2 separate regions of the Homo sapiens genome follow, and region 1 is linked to region 2. A link is a loop called in an ENCODE intact Hi-C map of the cell type or tissue named here. Cell type or tissue: GM12878. All regions are shown on one strand. Links, peaks and the distances in the headings refer to the core of each region. The heading gives the core; the rest is flanking DNA. Region 1 overlaps PUDP (pseudouridine 5'-phosphatase). Region 2 overlaps PUDP (pseudouridine 5'-phosphatase).

Region 1 (5,381 bases), core at 105-5,104, 55 kb after region 2:
TAATCTTGATGTATCTTGAGCATAATTTTTATTCCCAATTACAAAAAAGAGAAAAAACTTAAAGCCAGTGTTTTGTGTTAGATAGGCTAGTTCCTTAAAGACACAAAATAAACTACAAGAAAGGCTGATCTTGAGTTAGAATCAAATTGTCACAATCTGACAGTTATGAAGATGTTAGCTGACTGTGTGTGTGCACGTTTTAAGAGTTCAGCTTTTCTTTTTGAGACAAGGTCTCACCTGAGTATAGTAGGGTGATCACATCCCACTGCAGCCCTGACCCCCCGGGCTCAAGTGATCCTCCCGCCTCAGCCTCCCAAGTAGCTGGGGCTACAGGTGTGCGCCACCACACCAGGCTGATTTTTAATTTTTTTTGTAGAGACACGGTCTCCCTATGTTGCCCAGGCTAGTCTTGAACTCCTGGCCTGGAGTGATCCTCCCACTATGGACTCCCAAAGTGCTGGGATTACAGGTGTGAGCCACGGTGCCCAGCCAAGAGTTCAGCTTTTCACTGATCATGTTACAAAAGAGGTTTCTTCAAAAAGATTAAAGCCCGTGTCCTAAGTAGATCCCTCAGATGCTTCTTTCCTTGCTTGCACTTCCTTCTGCTCAGCTGGGGCAGCAGTGGAGGGGCAGGACTGCCTACAGGTACAGGTCCAGCAGCCCCCATGCTGCTGCAGAGGAGGTTCCCAATGTTGACTCTGGCTGGGGAAATGGTACAGGGGCAGAACTGCCTGTAGGTACAGGTCCACCAGCCCCCATGCTACCAAAAAGGCTCCCGATGTTGACACTGGCCAGGCCCTTGCAAACAGGTCAGGCCCAAAAGTTTCACCATTTACACTAGCTGCTTTAATGAGGGCGACGGTCTTATGTGATGGTCACCACACTGCACTGTAGAATGAGGGCCGAGTAGATGCAAGTGAGCTCAAACAAAGATGGAGGCCATGGTGTGGGCGAGTGCGGGGCTGGTGCCACCGGGCAGGGTGCTAGTCACCCAATGAGTGACAGCTTCACAAGGCCTTAGCTTCCTCGGAAGGGCTAAGCACCTTAATGGCAGCTGAGGAAAGAGGGTCAGCAGTGTTTTGAATGTGTGTAAAACCACATTTTAAAGTGAAGTTGCTTTAATTAAAAAACCCAACATCCAGTACATTTTGATAGAAGTGGTGGTGTCATTTTTCTGAACCATTTTGACAGTACATAGTAGCTAATCAGTAATTGTTCAATTTATTTAAAATGTACACCACTAGTATTGTTCATCTAAGATATTCTACTGCTTGTTTCCTAAACACCTTGATTCTCGAAATGAGGTCCCCGGACCAGCAGCATCAGTATGAAGTGAGATGCTGTCCAACTACATATTCTTGGACTCTGTCTTATTCCATTTTCTGCTGCTTATTAACAGAATGCCTAAAACGTGGTAATGTATGAAGACATTCATTTCTTACAGTTATGGGGACTGAGAAGTCCAACGTCGAGGGGACACATTTTGGGAGGGCCTTCTTGCTGGTGGGGACTCCATGGAGTCCCGAGGCAGCACAGAGCATCACATCTTGAGGGGGCTGAGTATGCTAGCTCAGGTCTCTCTCTCTCTCTCTCTTTTTCTTTTTTTCTTTTTTCTCTCTTTGAGACGGAGTCTCGCACTGTAGCCAGGGCTGGAGTGCAAAGGCGTGATCTCAGCTCACTGAAACCTCTGCATCCCAGGTTCATGCAATTCTCCTGCCTCAGCCTCCCGAGTAGCTGGGATTACAAGTGCACACCACCATGCCTGGCTAATTTTTTGTAGAGATGGGGTTTAGTAGAGATGGGGTTTCACTATGTTGGCCAGGCTGGTCCCAAACTCCTGACCTCATGATCCACCTGCCTCGGCCTCCCAAAGTCCTGGGATTACAGGTGTGAGCCACAGTGCCCAGCCTCCTCCTCTTCTTACAAAGCCAGCAGTCCCACTCCTTTGATAACGCATTCATCCAACAACTCACTAATCTATTAATCCATGAACGAAAGGGTCCATTCATGAGGGCAGAGCCTTCATGACCCAACACCTCTTAGAGACCCCACACCTCTCAATACTGCCACATTGGGGATTAAGTTTCAACATGAGTTTCAGAGAGAACAAACGTTCAAACCACACAGCAGGCCCTACCCCAGATCTACAGAATCAGAAGCTGGGGTGGGACCTAGCAATGTGTGTTTTACAGAGCCCTCTCAGTGATTTGAATGTGTGCTCAAGTGGAGGGCCACTGACCTGGCATTATGTTTTCATGTAAGACTTGTGCTCTATAAAGTTGTGATTTTAAAAATATATCAATCTTAACTAAGAAGTGCTTAATTGTACATATACAAATGTACAAATTAGTACAAATTAAAGAATAAACAATCTATGATGATATTCATCCCAGTACTTACTTTCCTTTATATTGTACCCCATTATGGTTTAGTTACATTTATTTTCCTATTTCCTTCTGTCACCCCCAAATCAGACTTATGTTAATGTGTTTGTAATGAAAGAGAGATTTAAAAATAAGGACCCTTAAACATGCCCCATTCTTTCTCAAGTTAACTGCAGCAAATGATTCCAATAAATTGGAGTTCTCAGTTAATAATAGTTAATTAGGCCTGCATCAAATGAGATGTAGAATTCAATGAAAGTTATGCACAGCATTCTCACGGACATGGCCAGGGTAAAGTGCTTATGAAGACATGCCCTAATAAGCTAGCTCTTTTAAAGAAACATGCATCTTGGAATAAAAACACTGACAACTTAATGGAACATACCATATGCAAGGATTAGTTAATTGGCTCAACTCTCTTAAATGGAAATCAAGAAAAAAACATTTTCTAGGCTGGAATCATTACATATGAAATCACAGTTGTCCTTGGTGACCTTCTTTTGAGAGTAACTACTGAAACTTTTACATCGCTATATATATATGTTCTAACATAAGATCCTCCTTTTCTTCTAGTGAAAGCATTTCCAGCTTTATGAAAGATATTGGAAAATAAGGGTCAATTTCCAAAAACCAACTTTCGGTCAGTAAGTAGCACAGCAATCCTAAAAACTGAGCTTTGAACTACATAAGCTAGGAAATCCAGCCCTTCACAGCAGAAAGGTTTCAGCCTTCTGAAATGGCTAGTTCAGACAGCTGGGGTTGCCTTGGGCTTTTTTTGACCTTCTTAACCAGCCAAGCTTACTTAGTAATCCCTAGAACCCTAACAGCAAAAACTGTTCTGAAAGGTCACTGTGGGCAACAGCTGTTTCACATTGCTCTCTATGCTCCTGGCACACAGCACAGAGCCCAGATCCTGTCGGCAGCGCTATTTCACTTCACTCCCAGAGTCACGTCCACGCACGTGGCTGCAAGGGGGAGCTGGCCTAAGCCTGCAGTGAGGAGTGAGGCCAAACCACACCACCTCTTTGCATGGACTGGAAGAGTCTATCTGCTCAAAGCATCCTAGTGTCATAGGAAGGCATTATTACATTTGCGGGAAGACAAGAGAAGCCCACGAAAAGACCAGATTCTGGTAAATGAGGAGGCACTGAGTTAAGTTATAAAGATAACTGTCCATGTGTGAAGGTAAATGAAAATCTCTTCAAATGAGAACGAGCAGAGGCTATTCATTCAGAGATTGCATAGCAAGAAAGTTGGACACCAGCACTTGCCTTTGGCAGAAGCTCAAATGCAGGTTGGGGAGCTGGGAAAGCTTTACAGTTGGAAAAGGGAGGCTTCAGGTGGGCCCTGACTGGAGGCTGTTGTGGGGGCTGGGGGTGGCTCACTAGAAGTGAGGCATCTCATGGGATTGGCTTGGGAAACATTTTGGCTCTCTGGCTGGCGGTGGAAACTCTGTAGGCATGCCTGAGACAATCAAGTCCCTTAAAGGAGATAAGTCATTGAGCTGGCCAAGGACCCTGGGCTGCCGACTAGACTCATGGGATGAGTGTGGCTGCCCTCCTACCCTGGCCTGCCTCCTGGTTTCTTCCCAGCCACCTTGGCCATCCGTTAGCAAACCCCTAGCATGTTCCCAGGTGGATGGTGGGCCAGGCACTTCTCTCTGGGCCCTGGGACCCCTGCCCTGCTCAGCCTCATTCACCATTCTATATTCCACAGGCACTCCTGCATCCCTTACCACATGCCCTTGCCCAGCCTTTGGTAATGACCAATCAGAATGAACTAATCTCCATGCCCCCTCTACGCCAAAAAGACCCTGCATCAGGTCAGTGTTTATGAGGAGAAACTGCATTGGTCAGTAATAGAGTTTATATATTTATTCCCTCCCAAATCTCATGCTGAATTGTAGCCCTCAATGTTGGAGGCAGGGCTTGGTGGGAGGTATACTGATCATGGGGGCAGATCCTTCGCTTGGGCCATCCTCCACTTGGTGATCAGTGAGCTCTTGCTCTGAGTTCACATGAGAGCTGGTGGTTTAAAAGTGCATGGTACCTCCCCCCAACTCTCTCTCTGGCTCATGCTTTTGCCATGTTACATGCCTGCTCCTGCTTACCCGTCCACCGTGATTGTAAGCCTCTTGAGGACTCCCCCGAAGCAGCTGCCACTATGCTTCCTGTATAACCTGCAGAAATGTGAGCCAATTAAACCGTTGTTCTTCTAAATTATCTAGACTCAGCCATTTCTTTAAGGCAATGCAAGCACGGCCTAATACAGAAAATTGGTACCAGAAGTGGCGTGTTGCTACAAGGATACCTGAAAATATGGAAGTGACTTTGGAATTGGGTAACAGGCAGAGGTTGGAAGAGTTTGGAGGGCTCAGAAGAACACAGGAAGATGAGAGAAAAGTTGCAGCTTCCTAGAGAACAGTTAAATGGTTGTGATCAAAATGCTGATAGTGATATGGATGGTGAAGTCCAGGCCAACAAGGTCTCACATGGAAATGAGAAACTGAGAACTGGAGGAAAGGTCACACATGTTATTTCTTAGCAAAGAACTTGGCTGCATTCTGTTCATGCCCTAGGGTTCTGTGGAAGTTAGAACTTCAGGGTAATCCTTTAGGTTATCTAGCAGAACAAATTTCTAAGCAGCAAAGCATGCTATGTGTAACCTGGCTTCTTCTAACAGACTACGCTCAGATGCAGAAGCAAAGAAATGACAAAGTTGGAAGTTATATTTAAAGGGAAGGTAGAGCAAAAAAGTTTAGGAAATATGCTGCCTGGCCATGTGGCAGAGAACGAAAAAGCTTTTTCAGGAGAGGAATTCAAGCAGGCTGTGGAGCAACCACTTGCCAGAGAAATTTGCATATCTAAAAAGGAGGGAAGTGCTGACACCAAAACAGTGGGGGAAAGGTCTCACAGGTATTTCAGAAGTCTCCAAGGCAGCCTCTCTCATCACAGGCCCAGGGGCCTAGAAGAGAAGGGTGGTTTCCTGAGCCACGCC
Region 2 (5,381 bases), core at 227-5,226:
GCGAGGAGATGAGCTTAATTAAACTGTAGCTTGAGGGATTTAATTTAGGGAGCATGACATTTCCAACGACAAGGGAGGTGAAGCACCTTGGCGGCTTATCACTTGGAGGTGATGAACTGACTTCTCCAACGATGTTGAAGCGCAGCAGCGACCTGGGGATGGTCTCTGTCCAGGGGACTTAAAAAGTCCTTGTACTTTAATTTCTTAAAAGACAAATATCATATAGCTTAAAAGTTCCATTTTATAACTAGCAAGTTGCACATAAGAGTATCTTTGTCTGACAGCAGCAGGGTGTCTTAGTCCCTTCAGGTTACTGTAAGAAAATACCACAGACTGGGTGGCTTAAACCCCAGACAGGGATTTCCCATAGGTCTGGGGCCAGGCGGTGTGAGATCAGGGAGCCAGCGTGGTCTCTGGCTCCCTGGTCTCCCCCTAACGCATTACACTGGGGGTGAGGATTTCAGCATCTGAATTGGGGGAGGGAAACAGTCCAAACACAAGAGCAATGAATAAAAATGGATGGGATTAGAGGAAAAACTGAGAAGCAATAGGGAACTGGATGATACCTGGGATGTTAAGCCTGATGGAGAAGCTGATTCTCATGTTTCTGATGTGGTGGGTCTTGGGGCCGCCATTTTGGTGGCAGGAAGGAGAGGTAGCTTTTGTGACAAGTTGGGTTTGAGGCCATCGTGGGACACCCAAGTAGAAGGCTCGGGGTCTCCATGCACTGTGGCTGTGAGCTGGAGGTGCGGTCAGGTGTCATCAGAGCAGAGAAGCAGTTGATTACACAGAAGGAGGAGCGCTGAGAAGGGATCCCGGCAGCCCTGGCATTTCTGTGCGGTGAGCAGACGAGGTCTATGGATGGAGCTCTAGGTACAGTTTGGGCAGGAAGGGAACACAGTAGGAGGCAGTGTCAGGAGCTAGGTTAGGTTTTCAAGAGGGAAGGAGAAGGGCCCGCGGCTTGTGATGCTCTCGTGTTCCTCCCCAGGTCTCACTTCCCGGTGATGCTTCCACCTTTGGCTCCTCCCTGCTGCAAATCCTGTCCCCGTGGCACTTGCCCACCATTTCTTCTCAGCAGCTGGGATCAACAGCACGTCCCATCGGGAAGCAGACAGAACAGTCACAGCAGGGAAGGAGCCAGCCCCTTTCCAATCCTGCACACCGGGACCTCCTCCAGGCCACAGGCAGAGTGCTGCCCGTGCCTACTTGGGATCACATTTCGTAACCGATTTTACCTTTTAAACTATGATGTGTCTGTTTTAAATTATGTGCTTCATTGGAACTAGTGAGCTTTCCAAATATTACTATATCATCTCTAAGGAATAAAGCTTTCCCTTTTGCTTAGTGAAATACAACATTTGGAAGGAAGTCACTGAAGGGTACTTTCAGGGCTCCCAGAAGCGGTCCTGGAATTACATGGAAGCACAGAAAGTACAGCAGCTGCTCACAACTATTCATCAATTATAAAGCCATGTATGATCTGAATCTCATCACCAAAACCAGGCTTTTTCATAGGAGGTTTTTTCCTATGCATTAATTTTGTAATATGAAGTTCAATTTTCACATGGTGAGACATCAAAACTTCAAGGGGGCCTTAAACTTTGTTTTTAATTTTGATTGGCAGTGCTCATATCTAAGGTTTAAGTTCTGTTTGACTTCATGTTCCTTGTCAGACAGTGATCTGTAAATAAGTACCACAATGTTGTCATGTTGGATACATATACACTATTAGATGTTTGTTTAAACATGAAACTTTTAAGTACTGCTGTCAAAATGACTGCTGAGGTATGTGTGTATTTTGTTATTAATTAGTACTTTTGTTTATATTATTCATCAATCCATCCATCTGTCCATCCATCCCTATTTATCAATCTATCCATCCCTCCCTTCCTCCTGCTCTCCCTTCCTTCATCCAAACATCCACCTACCTACTAGTAAGCTACATATGGTGCTGCATTCCTCTAAGTAATAGTGCTGAGGTGGAGGTCAGTATCCCTTGTGCACCGCAGAGCTACTGTTTTACTGAATCGATAGTGCTCTGAAAATCAAACTATAAAACCATTATTGATATAAACATGTTTATAACAAAACCCTTTAGAGTTACAAGCTAGGTAAATGAATGAACTACACCCCTAAATTGATTCCTTCTCCTATAGAGAACAGCCTTTGAAAAAGTTATTTAACGACTTGGTTGGGGGGTGGGCAGGAAAGCTTCCTAACGAATTCTCTCTGTGTCATTTTACTCAATAAAAGTACATTACGGGCACTCTTAGCATGCATATTAAAGTGTATGTATGTAAATTAAGTGGTGAGCAAAAGACTTCAAGACAGCTCAAAAAACCTTCCTGATTTCCTCTTTTAATGGTACAGATGCCGCGTCCACCAATCTGTCAGAAACCAGTGAAAACCCAGCAAGGCCCTGAAAGGTGCTGACTGTCTTAAAGTCAAAAACAAACCGCAAGTTTCTAGATGGTCACTAGAATCATTTTCTTTTTCCACATCCTCTGAGTAAAACATGTGAAATCAATTCATCTTACGTAGCCTTCTGCATGAGACTCATGATCCGCAAGTGTGACGGGAGGCCCCTATCGGTTTTGTGTGTTTAGAGGGACATTATGACTTCAGACAGACTCGGGAAGATTAGCCATGTACGGGATTAAAATGCTCTAACCTGTAGAGCAGCAAGTTGTGTTTATTTTCAACAGCACTTTCGTTATGGAAAAACCACATTTAGGTGCCTTAGATGTGACTTGCTTGTGGTATGCTTGCTGTATAATATGACTCCACACATTGTCAGGACAGCAAAAGCACAGCGATGTTTGCCTGCTTTTGAGAGAAGCTACAGAGGGGGCTTCCCCAAACAGGATTATCACAGCATAAAGAGAGTGCCTTTGCTGGCCTGTGTGAGTGATTTTTCCATGTCATCTCCAAATGTGCCATGTAGAAGAAGCTGCCATTTATAATGGGAACTGATAAACACAGAGAAAAAAGCCTAAGGAATTCATTGGACCTGGAGGGGATTAAAAGACTTCGTGATTAAATGAGCTGGTGGATGAGCCAATGAGCTGTCTGTGTGGTGAGCACGTGGCAGCTGGCAATGCAGAGGCCTCTCTTCGGTCCTCTCCTTGGTCCTTTCCATACTGACACCCGTTGTGCATGGCCCAGCAACCTACTCAACAGGGGATGAGAGGCCTACAAAGCCAATGCCCTTCAGGATGGATTTATTTTCTGGTTTTCACAGGGATGCCCTCAGTTCTCCTTCCTGCAAATATAGTAACTGCTGACTCCTGAAATAAAAGCCGGTGTTTATAGCTGTGGTTGCAAAGTCAGTGTTTCCCAAACAAAGATGTGTTGCAGTACCAGGTGAGGCTTATGTTGTTTTCACTGGCCTCCCATGCCCATATTAACGTTCAATTCTAAATTGTCTAGTAGTAGAATGTTCATGAGGTAAGGGGTTTCTAGAATGTTCTGTGACACAGCAGTCCAGAGAAATTTTCCAGAAAAAGGAGATTCCTCCCATTAAATGAGGAACTGGGGACCTGCCATGTACAATTAGCACAGAAATGTTTCCAGAAGTGCTGCCATGGATAACTGTGTAGTTGAAACCTCACTGAGGCCTCTCAGGCATGGACACCTATCTTCAGAGCAAATCGATGAAGGTCCCGCAAAGCAGCACTCCGAGGAATCTATTTTGGGGACGTTTTCACAAAGAGTAGCTGAATGTGGCATGACTCACGTCAATGCAAATGCAATTCATTTGCCTTGTTTTCTTGAACTATTCTGAATCTTACCTGTAAATAACGACAGATGAGGCAGATTTCACCTTAAATGCCTATCCTCTTGCAGGAATGGTTGCTTACATGGCATTGAGGCTACTGCTTAATTCAGAACTGAAGGGACCAGCTCTGTGAGGGCACCCTCCCTAGGCCCCTCGGCAATGGGCTCTGCTGACCACTCATGACAAAATGGCGCCCAGGGCACCTGTGAGGGCAACACAGGGCCTGGTCCATCCCTCTCTCCTTTCCTTTAGATAGAGAGGGGCGTGAGCATATTCTCAATCCTGGAAAACAGAGGTGGAAGGCATCTTGCCTTCCTTTCTCTAACCTGAGATGCTGATGGAGCCTGGGCTAGAAGACTGACCTGGCTGTGGGGGCTAGAGAAGAGCGAGAATGTGCTGGATGTGGGGCCTGGCCTGAGGGTGGAAATTACTGGGGCTACTGACACAGTACTTGTCTGATACTGTGTATGACTAACTCAGTGTTTCTCAACCATTTCATTCATGATCACCCCCAAAAAAGCTTTTCCAGTTATTTTTCCCCAACAGTCTATCCCCATAACATGTTATAATAACACAGATACACTATATTTTTCTGTATGTGTATTGGTGCTTGATACATTAAAAAAAAGTAAGGTTTCATTTTCACCTCCCCAAAGCCAATTTTTATACCTTGGGACAAAATGCATGGACTATTCTATTCAATTTTACTCAGTTGAACAGTTTTTGGAGAACCTACTGAAACCACTCTCAAGGAAGGGTCCCACTGACCCAGGAGAAGAAGGCTTCACAGAGTAGGAAAGTAGCTGAAGATTTCAGAGAAAAACACTTTCACTACAGAGAAGAATCCCCCCACCCCCACCCCCGCTGCCTGGAAGATCACAAATGAACTGTAACCTTCCAAAGTCAACACACAACATTTCATAACTATGACGTACTTGGGGAGCTGTTCAATTGCATGGAATAATTCATATATTGAAGAATGTGGAGAACAAACAAATGAATCTCTGACAAATAACACTATTCCAGGTAGCAGTCTTTAAATATGCCCTCCCACCAACTTCAAATTTTATAAATGAATGAATCAATGATATCCAGTGCTTGGCAGATGGGACATGCTCCGTCGCTATCAGCTATTATTATGATAATGGTGATCCATTCTGTAGACGTTACAAAAAATTCACTATGAAGTTTAAAATTACTCAAGCTCGTGTTGGGACTGGGACTAGCACCTTATATTCTAGTGACTATGCCACTAAATATCTCAATTACTAGCCAGGATATTGATAAACTGCAAATTAATGGCATTTGTTTCTTCCTGTTTTTTTGTGAGATTCATCAGAAATGCATATTTATATTAGAAGCTGGGCTTTAATCAATAGCTATCAGCAATTCAAGCATGTTAGACATATTTTTAGGAAATTAACACCTACATAAAGTACTGTCTTGGGCAGGCAGAAGACAGAAAGCAGAGCAGACAGCTCTCCAGCCTCCCTGGAGTTCATGGTCTCCAAGGCAGGAAACATGCACTGGGGAATCCCTGCTAATACAGGCCCACTGTGGGGAGCCCTGTTTGAGGCACACAGTCCTCTGGAGCAGGGACAGC

Evidence for each region. A loop is a pair of places that touch in the nucleus more often than their neighbours do. Peaks named below come from ENCODE experiments on the same cell type or tissue, not always from the same donor. Only the 100,000 strongest peaks of a DNase experiment are listed, where the experiment ranks them.
Region 1: it touches region 2 in a loop (5-fold over the local background); 3 of 110 quality-filtered maps call a loop at or near these places.

What each region holds. Positions count from the first base shown.
Region 1 is chrX:7,112,472-7,117,852 of GRCh38, forward strand. All of the region lies in intron 1 of PUDP (pseudouridine 5'-phosphatase), which reads right to left. Among named protein-coding and RNA genes, the nearest start is that of STS, 33 kb to the right of the region's middle. RefSeq lists enhancers at 3,383-3,884, 3,559-3,668, 3,885-4,384. In GM12878, for the core only: no CTCF peak of the experiment used is centred there; a DNase peak (open chromatin) is centred at 3,230; H3K4me3 peaks cover 344 bases; H3K27ac peaks cover 4,081 bases.
Region 2 is chrX:7,056,955-7,062,335 of GRCh38, forward strand. All of the region lies in intron 3 of PUDP (pseudouridine 5'-phosphatase), which reads right to left. Among named protein-coding and RNA genes, the nearest start is that of STS, 88 kb to the right of the region's middle. RefSeq lists enhancers at 916-1,416, 2,221-2,370. In GM12878, for the core only: no CTCF peak of the experiment used is centred there; a DNase peak (open chromatin) is centred at 2,467; H3K4me3 peaks cover 949 bases; H3K27ac peaks cover 1,106 bases.